Linked DNA regions of Mus musculus: regions 1 and 3 are each linked to region 2. The links are chromatin loops, found by intact Hi-C in ENCODE. Cell type or tissue: left cerebral cortex. All regions are shown on one strand. Each heading gives the region's core, and the rest is flanking DNA. Links, peaks and the distances in the headings are about the cores only. Region 1 overlaps Bcat1 (branched chain aminotransferase 1, cytosolic). Region 2 overlaps Casc1 (cancer susceptibility candidate 1). Region 3 has its middle 13 kb from the start of Bcat1.

What was found. Hi-C counts contacts between places; a loop is a spot of excess contacts. Peaks named below come from ENCODE experiments on the same cell type or tissue, not always from the same donor. Only the 100,000 strongest peaks of a DNase experiment are listed, where the experiment ranks them.
Region 1: it touches region 2 in a loop (3-fold over the local background); 6 of 42 quality-filtered maps call a loop at or near these places.
Region 3: a loop joins it to region 2, with 7 times the contacts of the local background. A loop is called at or near these places in 29 of 42 quality-filtered maps.

Annotation. Positions count from the first base shown.
Region 1 is chr6:145,020,328-145,026,763 of GRCm38, reverse strand. The region is part of intron 5 of Bcat1 (branched chain aminotransferase 1, cytosolic); the gene reads left to right. Among named protein-coding and RNA genes, the nearest start is that of Gm26666, 24 kb to the left of the region's middle. In left cerebral cortex, for the core only: a CTCF peak has its summit at 3,621 (motif pointing left); a DNase peak (open chromatin) is centred at 3,601.
Region 2 is chr6:145,184,957-145,189,956 of GRCm38, reverse strand. It overlaps Casc1 (cancer susceptibility candidate 1), which reads left to right. Exons shown (of 16, transcript NM_177222.4): 10 at 4,065-4,146. It overlaps Gm15543 (predicted gene 15543), which reads right to left. Exons shown (of 2, transcript NR_157240.1): 2 at 2,327-2,592. Among named protein-coding and RNA genes, the nearest start is that of Gm15543, 5.2 kb to the right of the region's middle. In left cerebral cortex, for the core only: a CTCF peak has its summit at 2,683 (motif pointing right); DNase peaks (open chromatin) are centred at 1,880 and 2,356; H3K4me3 peaks cover 684 bases; H3K27ac peaks cover 672 bases.
Region 3 is chr6:145,085,605-145,092,040 of GRCm38, reverse strand. No RefSeq gene overlaps it. Among named protein-coding and RNA genes, the nearest start is that of Bcat1, 13 kb to the right of the region's middle. In left cerebral cortex, for the core only: a CTCF peak has its summit at 3,402 (motif pointing left); a DNase peak (open chromatin) is centred at 3,398.

The DNA of each region.
Region 1 (6,436 bases), core at 696-5,695, 160 kb after region 2:
GAGTTAGTTGTTTTAGTTGCCTCTGGTTAGAGCTTGTTCCTCAGGTGATTATGTTAGCCTCTATCAGCAGACCTGGGAGACTAGCTCTCTCCTGAGTTTCAGTGTTTAGAGTATTCTCTGCAGGCAAGCTCTCCTCTTGCAGGGAAGGTGCCCAGATATCTGGTGTTCAAACCTGACTCCTGGCAGAGGTTGTGATCCACTCACCAGAGGTCCTAAGATCCCGTGAAGAGTCCTGTGGGGACCTTGGGGGTGTCTGCAGACTCCGAGCCCAAGGTGCCCCGGAGCTGGTGCAGACCAGAAGGGACTTGTGACCCTGATCAGGCCAGGTTTTCTGCTTCCCTAATTAATGCAGTCTCAGGTCCTGCGAGATTGGATTGGAGCACTATACCCATTTTCTACAAGGAATGTCTTACTAAGGTTTGGTTGTTTTTCTACAAATATTTGATAAAAATCAGGAATAATGGTGCTGGAGAGATGGCTAGTGGCTAAGAATACTGGCTGCTCTTGCAGAGACCTGAGTTCAGTTTCTAGCACTCACACGGTGGCTCACAACTATCCTTCACTCTAGTTACAGGGGATCTAAAGTCTTCTTCTGGCCTCTGCAGGGACCAGGCACACACACACAATACACTTACATACATGTAGACAAAACACGCATGATAAAAATGGTTCTGCTTTATGGAGACACACTGGTTATCAAAACAGAAAGAAATGAGTAGATTTAAGATGTCTATTAGTCCGCCTTTGACAAGCTGGATGCTCGAGAACCACATACCACAGCACCTCACTCAGGTTGGGGGCACTTGCTCCTGAAGTGACATCTAAAGGATGTGTAAGATGGGCTTCAATGTTGGATGCTACCGGGATGAGTCTTAGTGTGACTGGCTGCTTTGTTACAGTGCCACAGTGAGTTAATTATTTTTCAGTTGCTATGATTAAATACCGTGAGCAAAAGCAGCTTGGGGAAGAAAGAGTTTACTTTAGCTTATGTGAGGTCCTGGAGGATGGGGCTCATCACCTAGGGAGGGTGTGGCATTGGGCAGAAAGTTGGTAGATCACATTTCCATTGGCACAAGGGAGAGAGAGAACTGGGGTCAGATTATAAACCCTCAAAGCCCACAGCCCTGCTGCCTAGTCTGACTTGCCTCCTCTAGCACGGGTTGCATCTTCTAAAGGTTCCATCTCCTTTCCAGACATCTCTACCATCTGGAGACCAAGAGTTGTCATGTCCTTCTCTTACAGACTGAGCAGCTCAAACTGCAGTTATTTTTGCAGTGTTTTGGAGCCTGGGCATCCATGCCTGATTGTGGCTGGCTTCAGGTGGTACCTTCCTTCCAGGTGGTCCTCCCTGGCCCTTGTCTGCCCAGAAGGGAGAGTTTCTGTAAATTTTTCTCTATATAAGGACCCAAGTCTGGCAGGATGGCTTTACCCTTGTGACCTCCCATGATGCACCAACCTAAAAGCCCCTATGGCTTTGGACAGTCATACCAGAGCTGTGATCTTACTCTCTGCCTGACTGGATTTGCGATCCCCTAGCAGCCATTCCTCTGAGTGAGTCTATGAGGGTGTTAGCAGAGAGGTTTAACTGAGTAGAGAAGACCTGTCCTGAATGTTGTGGTACTGACTCACGGGCTTGGGTCCCTGACTGAACAAAAGGGAAACGGTGTTGAGCATCAGCAAACATCCCTCTCCCTGCTCTCTGACCGTGGACACAGAGACCAGACACCCACATTTCCTATGCGATTCCTTCCTTATAGCAGTGAGAAAAGTCATTAATGCAGGGAGTCAGGGCTTCAACGGGGACTTCAGAGGAGGTAATAGAGGTGGGGAGGGCAGGAGAGGACCTGGAAGGTGGAGAGGGAGGAGAATTGAATGACAAGTCATGCTGTGCTGATCGGGGATGGAGCTCAGGCAGCAGCAAGTGCCTTCAGGGAAGGTCTTGGGTACTTACTGTATTGATTATTTCTATTATTATTACATGTATGTGAGTGCTTTGTCTGCCTTATGGCTGAGGATGTCAGGAGAGGGTTTTGAATCCCTGGGAACTGGAATTACAGCTTCTGTAAGGCATATCTCACTTGGGTGCTGGAACTGATATTGGGTCCTTTAGAACCAGCAGGCACCCATAGCCCACCTAAGCATCTCTCCAGCTCTAAGTTGTTGCTGCTGTTCCTCCTCCTCCTCCTCTTCTTCTTCCTTCTTCTCCTCCTCCTCCTCTTCTAGACTTATTCAGCCCCCAAATCTTAGGCAGCTAAATTGGCCTTGACCCCCAATCCTCCTGCCTCAGCCTCCCAAGTGCTGAGATGATAGGCAAGAGACATGGTTCCATTTTCTCATTTAACTCTGAAAGCTTTTAAAACAGAAGTCTCTGAAAGCAAGCGAGCTGGTTGTCTTCCTCTGGATCCAGCCACCTTATTATTTGCTTTGTTGGCTTCGGTCAGAACTGTCCTCCCACTTGCAGGCTGCCCTGCTCCCTGCCTCTGAGGCCACACTGTAGACTAATGGAATTTCTCAGTTCACTGACTCCTTTCTGCCACCCTTCAAATAACTCGTGACATCCCCCCTTCTGTGAAGGGATTTCTGGGTGACCCAGAAAGAAGTAGCCTTTGTTTCTCACCACACCCAAGCGCCATTTGTCTGTGCAGAGGACTAATGGGTCTGGTTATTGTGAAGCTTAGCCCCGTCTCCCAAAGCTAAAACAAAACCACCACGCTGAAATGTTCCTGAGACAAACAGACTTGGCACAGGCCATTTGCAGTGTCCACCGGCCGCTGACATCCTTATTCCCTATTTAGTTATGTGGCTTTTCTTTTAGTTAATAAGAAGCACAACTTTATCATCCCATAACCTTGTCTGTCATTCGGTTGGCATTACATAATAAAATTCACTTAATAGGAGCACAGGATATGTAAATTGCTTTTCAGGGTAGAAGAGGAGATTGGAGCAAGGGGCTAAGTCAGGGATCCTGAGTGTATGTGTGTGTGTGTGTGTGTGTGTGTGTGTGTTTGTTTGTGGTAGAGGGACAATGCTTGTCACTAAATCTTTCTTGACGCCTAGACTGAATTTTGACTCACTCAGTATTGAAGTGGCATGGAGACTTTCTCCCCACTTGCTCTCCAAGGAACGGCAGTGAGTTCTTTGAAGATTTGATTTTTATTTTACATCTATGAGTGTCCTATCTGTGCACATGGGTGCAGTGCCCATTTGAGGCCAGAAGAGGGCATCAGATCCCTGGAATTGAAGTTACTGAGATTCCACGTGGTTGCTGGAAACTGAACCTGGGTCCTCTGCAAGAAGAGCTGAGCCGGTGCTCCAGCCCTCAATGAATTCTTTTCATGGAGAGACAATGGATGTAAGCTATGGAAGGTTCCTAAGCCATCTATGGTCCACAGAGGAACTTCGGGCTTGCAATCATGAGTGGACCTGGATTAAATTTTAGAAAATACATTCCTACGCACAGCTTTGGCCAGCATTAACAAATGCTATTTATTGTATAACTTAGCTGTTGCTAAGGATATGGATATGAATGAAGCGACTCATCAAGATGCTTTGTCAGCGGGAGATTTGGTGGCTGTGTCTAATTCTGCGTCTTTCCATCTGTGCTCGCTGCTGCCCCCTAGTGGACTAAATGCAAACTAACTTACCAAGGTCAGGAAAGCACACGCACACAGAGGAATTCCCCTTTGCTTCTATACTGTGTGCCCTCACAGATCCTAACGTCCCAGCCCGAACGAGGTGAAATTTAGTACAGAGAAAAAAAATTATTACTCTGTAGCTACTGTTACTTTCTTTTCTTTTCTTTTCTTTTCTTTTCTTTTCTTTTCTTTTCTTTTCTTTTCTTTTCTCTTCTCTTCTCTTCTCTTCTCTTCTCTTCTCTTCTCTTCTCTTCTTTTCTTTCTTTCTTTCTTTCTTTCTTTTTTTTTTTTTTTTTGTATAATGCAATTGTATAAAATACTTGGTGTGTGTGCACCAGCATTCATGAGGTAGGGGACAAAGTACTATTAGGTTGTACATAAGACAGACAATTCATTCAGAAATTTAGAAGCTAGATGTGGCCTTCAGATAACAGCTAGCATATCATATCTGAGTGGCCTCTCTGGATTCCTTATCATTTGAGTTGGTTAGTCTCCTGTTGTGATCCTACTGTGAACAAGGCAGCTTGCAGAGGGAGGGGTTTACTTGGGTTGGTGATTACAGAGGGTTAGCTCACAATGGCAGGGGAGGAATGACAGATGGCAGGCAGGAAGCCGGCAAATCACATCCTTAACCTCGAGCAAACGGCAGCCGGGTGAGACCCTCTAGATGTGAGGTGCTGCTACCAGTGAAAGTCCTCCGGGTTCTTCTCAAAAGAAAGACTTCAGAGGCAGTTTATCTAGCAAAGCAGAATGTGCATTTCAAAGAGAGCCTGGAGCAGTATGGCCCATAATGAGGAGCGGCCCACTGAGTTCTGGGTTGTGGATTTTGAAACTTTACATTGCAGTAGTCTATGCTAATTATACCTAAGGGGTCTCCTGACATTTCATACACGTTTATAACATATTTGGACCACTCTCCTCCCATTAACCCCTTTCCTTTTCCTGACAAGTTGTGCTATTTTTAAAAGTTGTCTTTATGGTTATTTATAAGGCAGGTGGCATATTTATTGGATAAAGTGACTCCTTTCCCCCTGGGTTATTGTGGATCAGGTTTCCCTTTTTAGGGTTTGTCTTCCTCCCAGCTTCTAGAAAAGCCCAAAAGGGAAGAGAGACTGACAGCTACAATGGGAGTGTTTGACGGGGAGCCGGGGGTCTTTGCGCCCTCACACCCTCACTGGTGTTTGTGTGTGGCAACTAGGAAAGTGTGCCCCCTTTCTCTGGCTGCCTTTGCTTCTGACACAGCAGAAATATCCTAACTGCAGCTTCAAGGCCTCAGAGAGGTGCTCAGAGCACCAGAGACACAGAAGACGCTGCAACAGCGACTTCCTCAGTTATCTCCTGTCTGACACCTTGCCCACACAGTCTCACCATTGAAGAAACTCTCAGAGACAAGATGGTTCCCCCAGAGCTGGGACGAAACAGGTGTGGATCTGTGCACAGTCTCCCTCCCAGATGAGAAGACATAGAGTTCCCAAGCTCTTCATCCTGCAGGGGGAGAAGATAAGTTCCTATTGAAGAACAAACACCTTTAATCTCAGCATCTGGGAGGCAGAGGCAGGGGGATCTCTGTGTTGGAGGCCAGCCTGGGCTATAGAGTGAGTTCCATGACAGCCAGGATTATGTAGAGAGACTGTCTCAAAACAAAAACCAACCAACCAACCATATTCAAACTAGCCCCACTGCTCTCAGACCGGTCTCTCTGACTCAGTCATGTAGTTTACCATCAGTTTATTCTAGGGGCTCAGAGTCCTGCTTGGTCCTCCTGATAGAGGGAGGTGGGGGGCTTTCAGGTGATGTCCTTACCCACAGACAGTGTGTGTGTGTATGTGCTGTATGTGTATGTTTGTGCATGTGTGTGAGTGTCAATGTATGTGTGTGTGTGGGTGTATGTGGTGTGTGTATGTATCTGAGTGAGTGTGTATATGTGAGCATGAATGTGTGTGTATATGTGCATATATGTGTATTTGTGAGTATGTGTATGTGTGAGTGTGAATGTGTTATATGTGTGTGAGTGTGTGTGTGTTTGTGAGCATGTGTGCTTGTGTGTCTATGTGTGTGAGTGTGTGCATGTATGTGTGTGAACATGTGTGTTGGTGTGTGTATGTGTGTGTGCCTCACGCACATGTGTCATGGCACAGTAGTACAGTGTGCATGTCGGAGGGCAGCTTTCAGAAGTTGTTTTCTCATCTCACCTCTATGAGGCAGTATCTATCTGCCATGTCATGAGCTCCAGGCTAGCTTGCCCACCAGCTGCTGGCTGCTCTGTCTTCTTCCGGCCTCTCTATAGGAGTGCTGGGCTCACACGTGCCACATCCTGCCACATCTGGCTCCTTCCCATGTTCTGGGGATTCAACTCAGGCAGTCAAGCATATGTGGCAAACAAGCCGGTTCACTGGCCCACAACTGCTTCCTGGGCTTCAGCTATTTACCACCTGGGTCTAATGGAGAGGGCCTGAGGGCAGGCAGTGCGTGCTAGAGGCAGGTGTGGTGGAGACTCAAGCAAAAGGCAGCTGCAGAGTCTGTCAGCATCAGCTTGTTAGGCAGAGAGCATAAAGTGTGCAGCCAGCTAGAGTCAGGGCCCTCTTCATTGTCACTGAGCGGCTGCCAGCCTCTGTGTCACAGGTACAGAACACTGCAGTGGTCAGCATCCATCCTGGGGGATCCTGGCTTGTTGGTTTGTTCTTGCCGTCTTACATAGTATAGCTGAATGGAACTGACCTGTATGTCTTCATGACACACGGCCTCTGGGACTTGGAGTTTCTGATAATCCACTGCCCTCACTTCACGACTTTTCCTTGTGC
Region 2 (5,000 bases), core at 1-5,000:
TGACTGTCCACACAGGTAGGTAACTGTACTGTGTGTGATTGTAACAGGAAGGTGTACAGGCCTGCAGGGAAGAGAACTGGACAAGGCTGCTGCAGAGCCAGAAATGACCGATCAGTTTTCTTCTTCAAAAACCTGCCAGTTCTCAGGAGGCAGAGGCAGGCAGGTCTTTGCGAGATCAAGGCCAACCTGGTCTACATAGTGAGACTCTGTCTGAGAAACAAACATAAAAATTCCCTTCAGGAAATAGGATTCTTTTGTTCAGTTTCACTTCAGCTCTGGGAATGGTAGCTTTCTCAGAGATCAGCACCTCCTGGCCATTGCTTGATTCCCAGGGAGAGGAAAGATCGCTTTAACAGTCAGACAGGAGGCAATATGTGGGTGAGTGGGAGGCCATGGGAAGTGGTCCCTGAACCAGCATCATCTCAATGTAAATAAGAATTTAAAATACAATAAAAGGAAATGGGGGTTCACGTCAAGCACCACAGGAGTCGCAGTCAGAACAGAGCAAGTGAACCGTCATCACGGACGTGACTGACAAGAGACTCCGCAGCGTTCCTGGCCTGTCGGGGTGTTGGACGATTCTCCACTCTGCATCAAGTGGCTTGATCATAGTTAATATTTGATGTAAATCTACCAGTGTCTTACATAAGAATTGCATTAACTTAAAAACTGCAAAATGACAGAACTTAGAAACTGTAATTTGAACCATGGGTTGAATTTGCAAACTAAAGCATTCCATCTTGTATCTAGGGATCCGTCAGGGTGGCCTCATGGAGTTGCAGTTTGCCATTCTGTTAATGTAGGTCACTTAGGAAACAGTTTTCATAAAACAGTGTTGGTTTTAGTTGGTGGGGTTGTGCCCATGAGTGCAGTGTCAGGGGCGGCCAGGGAGGGCATAGCAGCCCCTGGGGCTGAAGGCGCAGGTGAGTTTGAGCTGCTTCATTCAGGTTCTGAGAAACAACTCAGGCCCTCTGGAAGGACAGCACGTGCTCTTGCCTGCTCTGAGCAATCCCCGGATCCTGGAAATACTTTACATTAAAAGCGTAAGCCTGTGAATTCATAACAACAGCGGCAGGACCTGTGTGTGTTAGGGTCTCACACCTGTCCCAGCAGGTGTTTGACTTACTCTCTGAACTTGGAAGGACCACGCTTAATCCTGACTTAGTCTTAATGGCCTTAGAGAATGTGGCTAACCACGCCTGTCTGCTTTCTATTACCATTGAATGCTGCCCTGGGTAGATTCCAGTTGGTGTGATGATTGGCGGAGCATCCTGTGGCATACCCAGATAGATCTCAGAACCCCGAAGCAGGCAGTTGCCAGGAGCCTCATACGCTTTCCCAGAGCTTGTGAAGGCAGGCTGGGAGTTGGGATAGGAAACACTTTACACTGAGAATGTGGGGAGATGAGAGAGGGGCCATTTCCAGGAGGCCCCCTCTCAACATATTAGGCATGTGTGCTGTTGCTGTCATACCTCCAGCCTGACAGCACTTGACATGGTAAGGAGGACATGTGCAGGATGTCCACAGAGGCAAAAGTGCCCAGGCAGGATCTGAGTTAGAGCCTTTGATGGGTGGGGTCTTGCTCTCTGTTGCACCCTACCCCCACCCCCACTTGTCCCAATTTTCCGTTAATGGCTCTGAGAGTTTTAGCATAGAGGGGCTGCCACCCTCCTCACCTGTACCTTTAGACTCACCCCTTTCCTCGCCAAACTGGACATTACTTAAAGCCCTCTACCCCCTCACTATGAATCTAAGCACTGTGAGCAGTGACCACAACCAGCCTGGCTGTTTCTGTCTTAAAATGTCAATGTAGTTCAGTACTTTTGGATCCAGCCTCATTCAAACTTTTAGGAAATCCTATGCCAGGATATGACATCATCAGCTTCTAGCCTAGTTCCCAGGACAACGGCTCCTCCTCCTCCTCCTCCTCCTCCTCCTCCTCCTCCTCCTCCTCCTCCTCCTCCTCCTCCTCCTCCTCCTCCTCTTCCTCTCTGAAGCCTCATGCTGTACCCTGTCTGAAAAGCCATACACTCTACTGATTTCTCATTATTGTCTTCTACCAAACTTCCACCCGGACAGCCACTGAGCTCTTGCTTACAGAATTCTAGGGCTCTTGTGGCTTATGGCTCTAGGCTGTTTCCGTATTCGCCCCAAATCAGTTCTAAAACTATGGTCGCGCGACCAGGATGCTCATGGTGACAAAGCTGTGATCACGTGGCTAGGATGCTCGGTGACAGCTATGATCATGCGGCCAGGTTGCTCGCGGTGACAAAGCTATGATCACGTGGCCAGGTTGCTCGCAGTGACATCGCTGCGCCTCAATACTGCGTTTTCTATGTACTTTCATTTTTCACTGATGTGGCAAATAGCAGGCAGAGACAACTTAGGGAAAGAAGGGATTGTATAGGTTCATGGCATGACGGGATGCAGTGTATCACGGGAGCAGCGGGAGCGCGAGGTAGCGATACACGGGGTTTCTGCAGCCAGACAGCAGAGACTGTGAACGTCCATGTTCAGCTCTCTCTCTCTTCTCTTTCTGTTTAGGTTGTGACATCATCTCACAGAATCGCAAGTCCATGTTCAGGGTGGGATCTAGTCAAGTTGAGAGTGAAGAGTAATGTAAATTGAAAATTCTCTGACATTAAATGACAGTGTAGGTTTCTTTTTTCATGAGCTTATTAAGAAGTTGGCCACTAGAGGGCTCTTAATACCGACTCTTAATTGATTTGAATGGCTTTTAAAAATATTGTAAATATTTAAAAAAATATTTAACAATAAAAATATTTAAATGTTTAATATATTTTAAAATACCATAAACATTCTAAGTTGTTTATAGCACAACATGTTTAGAAAGGGCTAATTTGAGTAGGGCATAATTAATGAGAAATTATTCAAAGTAGAACATTTAAAATAGTAGTTTCAAAAATATTTTACTACCCTGAGGAACAAGCAGATAGATGGACATGGGTCTTTGAATTGAAAGTTAAGTTTCGAAGTGTCTCTCTCATTAAGGGACTGAACTGGCCTGGAAATGTAACTCAGCGACAGATGCTTGGCCGGTGTGGATGAGGCCCTGGCTTAAATCCCCAGTCCTTCCAAAAGAAAAACTGAACAAGCATGCATAAGAAAATTCCACATGTACACTCAAGAGCATGCATGCACACATGTGCATGCCTGAATGTGTATACACACATTACATTCACACAGAGGCATACATGCCCAAACATGCTCATACTACACACGCATACACACACACACACACACACACACACACACACACACACACACACACACACACACACACACACACACAGTCTAACTCTCAGGTGAAATCTGCTATAAGAAACTCAGCCTGATGTTGCCTTTCTTTGGTTGTGTCTGTTTGGTCCTAGAGAGTGAACCTAAGACTCCATGTGGCCTCAGGGTTCTACCATTGAATGATCTTGGGGGCTTTGTTTGTTTGCTTTGTTGTTGTTTCTCTGGATTTAGGGGGTTTGACACAGCATCTTATGTAACCCAGCTGGCCTCAAATGGCTGTGTACCTGAGAATGGCCTTGGACTTTTGATCCTCCTGCCTCCACCAGAGTGCTGGGATCACAGACAAAAACCATCACCCTGTTTTATGCAGGGCTGGGGGCTTGAACCCCATCCTCCTGCATGCTAGGCAGGCACTTTGCCAGCTGGGCCACCTCCCAGTCTACTGACTTGTCTCTAATGAGCAGCCTTGTAGAGGGGTGACAGCCTACTATATTCTGGATATACACCAGCATGTGTACTGAAAAGATTGCATAGGGTGATCAAGAGACAAAATACGCACAAATCAAATCAACAGGCCAGAGACTGTCCCTGAAGTGACAGCATTTAGGCTAAGTGCTAAAAAAGCCATTCCTGCTGCTGCTGCCGCTGTTCCTGCTGCTGGTTTTGTTGTCCTTTTGGTTTGGCTTTTTGAGACAGAGCCTCACCCTGGTCTCTAGGCTATTTTACGGACCAATACCCTCCTGTTGCATTTAGAGAATAATTTCTGAGGATGTTGATGCTCACTGCCAGCCATTCTTCTATTGCAGACTTCCGACTCTGAAGGGGAGGATTCCCAAACCACCCAACTTGAACTGGAGATGAAGCTGCTGAGTGAAGCAGTCTTAGCAGGTATTCTGTCCCCACCCTCGGTGTGTAATGGAGGCTTCCTTCACAGAAAAGTAAGGCAAGGCCATTGTAGAGTGAAATATGTTTGAAGCACAAATCCTCCACAGTCCCTCTCAGACAAAAAAAAAAACTGTCAATAATCAATAATCATACTTTTCTACTCAATATTAAGTTATGTACTTAGGGAAAAAATATGTTCCAGACAAATGACGTTCAGCACTGATCCCAGAATGCATTGGTAACCTGCCTCATCAATTAAAGTAGCTTCATAATTCAACCCAAACAAGGGAATATTTATTTATGTCATGTATATGGGCACACTGTCATTGTCTTCAGACACACCAGAAAAGGGCATTGGATGCCCATAACAGATGGTTGTGAGCCACCATGTGGGTGTTGGGATTTGAACTCAGGATCTCTGGAAGAGCAGTCAGTGCTCTTAACTGCTGAACCATCTCTCCAGCCCAGGGAACAATATTTAAATTTCTGTTGCTAGTGAGATCATAACTGATTTCTTCTCTGTACTCACTGTTGCAATGAACACTCACGAGAGCACACACCTGGATGAACACATGCCTGAACCCTTTACTGTCTTGTCCTGGCAGGTGTCACTGGATGCAGCCTGACAAGGTGGACATGATCTCACAAGTCTGGTGTCTGTCTGATGATGTCTGTCCTCTCAACTATCACTGCTCTTCCTTCTCAGTGACCTGTTCTGTGTATTCTAAGCATATTTGCCATGCTTAAATCTTTGTACCCTCTTATTTGGTTGTTTGTATATTCTGAGGCACTGTCTCAAGTAGCCCAGGCTAGACTCAAACTCTATGTAGCTGAAGATGACCTTGAACTTCTGATCT
Region 3 (6,436 bases), core at 752-5,751, 99 kb after region 2:
TCTTATCCAGCTCAAGGCAAGGAAAGACACTGACGGGTCGGGGTGGGGGCAGAGGAGGGGCATGGGGGGGGATGGGATGGGACCTCGAAGATATGTCCACCAGTGTGTGTGTGTGTGTGTGTGTGTGTGTGTGTGTGTGTGTGTGTGTGTGTGTGAACTGACCACATGGATGAGTCCACCTCTATGTGTGTTGGGATGGAGGTGGGGAGTGGACCGACCATGTGGATGCTGTCTGCCAGGTTAACCTCACCTGAATATCCTCACTTCAGTCAGAAGTATGGAAGATTCCTTTCTCCTCTTCTCTTCTCTCCTCTTCTCTTCTCACAGTAGTAGCCCAGGCTGGCCTCACATTCATGATGCAGCAGAATGCTGGGATTATGTGCATGCGCTATGGTTTATGAAGTGCTGGGAATTGAACCCGTGGCCGTGCACTGGGCACGCACTCTACCATTCCTAGCTACACGCACAGCTGTAGAAGCCATTTTGAAATTTTATAAGATAATACAAATCCGAGTTGCTGTGTGGTGTTTACGAACATACAGGAGGCTGTCCCTTCCTTTTCTGGTTTGAAGACATGGTATATAAATTGTGCAAAATATAACAGCTAAGGCAGTAAGTGCTTAGGACAGGAATGAGGCTGCATCCGTGGGGGGAGGGGGGACGAACCCCATTCAGCATCCTACACACACTCTGATGGAAGTAGGGGCCAGGTGGGTGGGTGCCGCTGATTTGAGTAGGTAGTCAGAGTGAAGAAATGCATGCATGCCAGTCCTTCAAAGAAAAGAACACTCAGCTGAGAGATTCAAAACTAGCGAGTGACAAAACCCAACTCTAAGGCAACAAGGAAGCAAGCCACGATGGGGTGGGGATGGGGGCTCCTAAGCTCAGGACCTGAAGCTGCCTCAAGTTTGCAGTTTTAAAGAAACCCACAGATGCTCTGCTGCCATCTGCAGACTTACTTATAAGGTTGACGTTTCTCTTTATTACACACAGTGCCTCCCACTGAAAAGGGTCATAGTGTGTGCCTTTCGCAGGGTCTCCTGTAGCCTAGGCTGTTTTTGAACTCATGGTGTAGCCTGGGCTACATGTAGCCCATGCTGACCTCAAACTACTCAAGAATGACTTTATGAACCCCTGATCCTCCTGAGTGCTGGGTTTACAGATTTGCACCCCCACACCAAGTTTTTGTAGGGCTGGGGATCCAACCCAGTGCTTCATGTACACTAAGCAAGAACTTGAGCCACTAAGATATATATATACACATACATACATATATCATACATATATCCAGGATTGTCACCTGCTTTTGGTCCACAGAGACCAAAGCCAGTAACACCCAGAGGTCCCCACCCCTCCCCTCCCCCACCCCTAGGCAGAAAGGAAACAGGGCAGAACCAAACACAACAGTTTAAACCCACTAGACCATATCGCTTGACTAACAGTTAAGACAGACTTCTGGCTTGCTCCAGATGAGCATTCATGAAGGTTTCTCAGAACAGCAGAGGATGGTGGCTGACCATAAATCCCAGCAGAAATGAAGAATGGAGAGTCTGCAGGTTATCCTATCAGTGTACCTCAGGGTAGACTTCTCTATTTTTGAAAGACTTTTGTATGTATGTCTGTGCCACATCTGTGCAAGGGTCCATGGTCAGAAGAACCGTTAGATCCCTTGAAGCTGGAGTCGCAGGTGGCTCTGAGCCTTGTGTCACGGCTGTTAGGCCTGAGTTCCCGCTCTTCCTTCCTCCCCCCTCCTCTCTCCTCCTCCTCTCCCCCTCCCTCCCTCCCTCCCTCTTCTTTCTTTCCTTCTTTATATACTTTTTGAGCAAGATCTCTTGAGCGCAGCTTATGTAGCTGAGGGTGACTCTGAACTCCTGATCCTCCTGCCTCTGCCTCCTAAAATACACGAATTACGAATTCGGGTTCCCATGCTCTGTGTTTGTTTGTTTGTTTTCCGAGACAGGGTTTCTCTGTATAGCCCTGGCTGTCCTGGAACTCACTTTGTAGACCAGGCTGGCCTCGAACTCAGAAATCCACCTGCCTCTGCCTCCCGAGTGCTGGGATTAAAGGCGTGCGCCACCATGCCCAGCAGCTCTGTGTTTATTTTTAGACTCTGTATAGCTCCTCCTCCTCCTCCCCCTTTGTTGCTGTTCTTATGTGTTTTACATTTTGTTTGTTTTTTTCCCCAACATAATATTTTTATTAATTACTTGGGAACTTCATATCACACTCACTTCCTATTCCTCCCTGGTCCAACCTCCCACCCTTGTGTCTTCCCCCAAAAGATAAAAGAAAGTCCACCGAGTCCATTTGTATTACCTGTATAATCACTGGAGCACGGTCAAACACGCAGCCCCTTAAAGGAAACTGAGTCCTTCCCTGCCCCCACCAGACGCCATCAGCTGTGAAGAGCTACACTTCAGAATCCTTATCATGGTTGTTCAGGACTCTTTTCCACAGCTTCCTGTCTGGATTGGTTATTTTGGGGGGTGGTGTGTGTGGGTGTGTGTGGGGGTTGTCAGTCTTCTGTGTCTCTTATTCCCAGTTACAAGTCTGTAGTCATCCAGACTGCAAAAGAAACTTTCTTGCCCTTATCAGCAGGAGGCAGCAGGAGCCATGAACATCACCATGGCCTCTGGTGGGATCACAGACTACAGCCTCTCCTTTAAACCTCTAAACATGCAAACCGTTTAATAAAGGTTTGTCAAGAGACTAAGACATTTTGCGGGATTATTTTGCTTGGTTTTTTTTTTTTAATTTTTTTATTGAGTTAGATTCACATTATATAACCTTTGGTGGCTGTCAACTTTAGGCAGTACAGGTTGGCCTTGAACTCCCGATTCTCCTTCCTCAGCCTCCTACCCCAGTCACAGGTGTCTCCCTGGATTGCTAGCTTCATTTTGAATTTCTTCTCTCCTGTATTGGAGTTTGAATCTAGGACCTCATGAATTTGAAGTAAGCACTATGGCATACTTCCAGTCTTGTTTGTTTGAGACAGGCCCTTACTGGGTAGCCCAAGTTGGCCCCAAACTCGCAGCAATCCTCCTCCACACCTAACTTTATTATAAAATGTTGTTAGCAGTTACCAAATTTATAGCTGTAGAGATTATACCAGTGCAGCCTCACCAGCACCTGTGGTCCTGTGGTACCCATGACCTCATGACGACAATTGTGCCAATCTTTGCCAATCTGACAGGTGAAGTAAATAAAAATATACATACATATAAATCCAGAATAAATTGGAGATCATGATAACTAGGTACAATGTAGATTTATCTACATATAAACCCAGAAGACATTGATAACTCTTACAATATAGATAGGTCAAATGTCATAAACACTGGTGAAGAAATCCAGTTAAAATGCTAGATGCTGTGAAAAATATGAATCAGAATCGCCCTCTAGTGGTAGCTAGTTGGAAAGCAATGTTTCTGAAAATATTATGATTTATTATAATGTGCTCAATTGTGAATAATAATATATTATTATATGACATAATATTGTTATGATTTGAAAATATTCGAATGATGTGGAAATAATTCATATTACTGTGGAACTATTCAAGTTTCAAAACACACAACACAGTGTAACTGGGTTGTTTGTTGGATTTTTAAAACTAGAATCTTGGTCTATCACCCAGGCTAGGCCTCAGACTTGGAATTCTGCTACAGCAAGCCTGTGGTATTTAGCTACTTCACTGCCATACCCTGTGAGAACCTGGCCTTCGATAGGGGGGAAGATTGAAGATAAACAGTTCCTAGGGACTAGAGAGTTGGCTCTGTGGTTAAGGTCACTGGCTGCTCCTCCAGAGGACCCAGCTTCTGCTCCCAGCACTCATTGTAACTGGTGAGTATCTTCTATTATCTGTAGCTTCGGCTCCAGGGGACCAAACATCTTTGGTCTTGGGTGGCATTTCTGTATTCACATGCACACACACACACACACATACACACACACACACACACACTCACGCGCGCGCACACGCGCACACACCTATACATATTTAAAAAAAACCAGAATAGATTTTGCAGGGCATGGGGGCACAGGTCTTTAGTTCCAGCACTCAGGAAGCAGAGGCAGATGGATCTCTGTGAGTTTGAGGACAGCAGGGACAAGATAAATGGCGAAGGCCTGTCTCAAAAAAAAAAAAAACCTTCAAAAGTCATCACAAACATTCATATGAAAGTCTGTACTGTTTGTATATTTCCCGTGTCAGTTTGTATATTTTTATTATGTTGACCTCAGAATCTATTCATCTCCCACATAAAATGCATTTTGTAGAAGGTCATTTTAAAAGTCAAATGGAGTAAGTTTCCAGACAGCCAGGGATATGTAGAGAGACCTTGTTTCAAACCAACCAACCAACCAACCAACCAACCAACCAACCAACCAACAAACAAACAAGTGAAGCATGGGAGCCTGGAGGGTTGGCTCAGTGGTTAAGACCCTGTACTGCTCTCGCAGAGGACCCAAGTTTGCTTCCCAACCTCCACTTTGGGTGGCTGAGCTGCCTGTAATTCCAGCTGCAGAGAATCCAATGTCCTCTTCTGGCCATCATGTGCGCTGTATACACACACACACACACACACACACACACAATATTGGTCATTCTCAGATTTCTGACGGGGTTGAAAGACTAGTTATAGACTCATAGACAACCCAGGCTATTGAACATTGAGAAAATATATTTGAGAAGATACTTTTCAGATAGTATATAAACTAACCAGGACATAACAGCTCCAGGTCAGTGAGTCTCCATGAGATGAGAACAGGCCAGTGCCACGCTGGTGATAGCATCCATTGCTTTTTAAATATTTCCTGCTACAGATGATGTCCAGTGTGGCAGGCTAGAGTCCACTAGAAATTTAAGATTCTTAGCCTATAAGATAGAAATTTAGTTAGAAATTTGGAAGTTTGGCGAGTGGAGTGGAGTCAAGTTACAGAACTCAAGTGCAGGACCCTTGTAACAAAGAAAGAGGGCTCTGAGGTCCCCTGCTGTGGAAAGAGACAAGATGGCTGCTCTGAGTCAGAGAGCCAGAAAATGGAAGCTGCCTACGTCTTGGGGCAGATATTAATTGAACTGTGAATTTATAAGATTGGGATTATTTGCTTTTATGATAGATTTATATACAGATTTTGTCCTAATCACTTGGGGAATTTTGCCTGCAGTTCAGAACTAGGATAGGGAAAATTAGTCACTGACTCCAAGTAGAGAGCAGTGATAATTGCCTGCTATGAATGGGTATTAATTAATAGAAGCCTGTTGCTCCAGGTAGAAAGTACAACAGATAGATAGTATGTTAACGTCTCAAGGAAACTCATATTCTTTGTTCGTGGGCTCCACGTGAATTTTGGGTTAATTTCCTGGCATGACAGAATAGAAAAAGCCTTAGAATAGGCTCATACAGTATTTTAGTTTACTTCATTTGTTTTAGATTGTTTTAATTTTCAAAATGGGTGTGATTTTGAGTTTTGTGGATATATTATTCCTCTGGGAGAGGGGTTAAGCTAAAGGTTTTTCTGGATACTGTCTCAAGGACATGCTATTTTGGAAGAAAAGTGTCTATACAATTTCCAGAGTTATATGGATCAGATATGACGAAGGGAGACCCTTAGAGGACTAGATTCAAGAGAATTAAACAAAAAAGTTATCTTGATGATACTAAAATTTTGTTTTGAGATTTGTATATTACAGAATATACAGCCTTGGTGAGTCTCATCATCAGACATGCTTAACTGACCTGCTTGAACTCCTGATGTCTTGGACTTTCAGCCAGATCCAGTCAGGACACAGACATCAGAGACTAAAACAATGGTTGGTGTGGCCTTCTTAAGGCCAACCAACTCCCCCACTTTCCCTACCCTTTCTCCCACCCCCAAAGATATCTCAACACCTATATTCAGCTGGAAGTAGTATGAAGAGGCATTTCCCCGATTTCCTGGACTTGATGGTCTGGAGGTGGTTGCGTGGGTATTTTAAGTTGTCTTTCTGGGGATTTAGAAATGGTCATAATTTGAACAGGGAGGATATAGCTAAAATTGTGTAGCCATAGTCTCATTTGGTAAAACAATAGTTACTAAGTTGAAGGCTGATTTTCTTATTTTGGCACAGAATTTATTTTGATACAGAATCAAGGTTTCATTGGTATAAATTTCTTCTACTGATACAAAAAAAGGTGCAAGGCTTGGACCCAGTCCTTCTATAAATGCCATTACAAACGGATCTGAGATGTTTAAGCCTGTGAGTTAAGGGCCAGATAGCAAATTCATGGCTCTGAATTGTTAGGGTGCTTTCAGACATTTTAATTAGAAATGGCTGAGACAACAGTCCAGATTACTTTACATAGATAGTTGGTTTTCAAAAACATCAGAAATCCACAGAATGTGACATTTAATGTTATTTATTCACTTGTTATTGAGTCAAATCTGCTCCTAATAG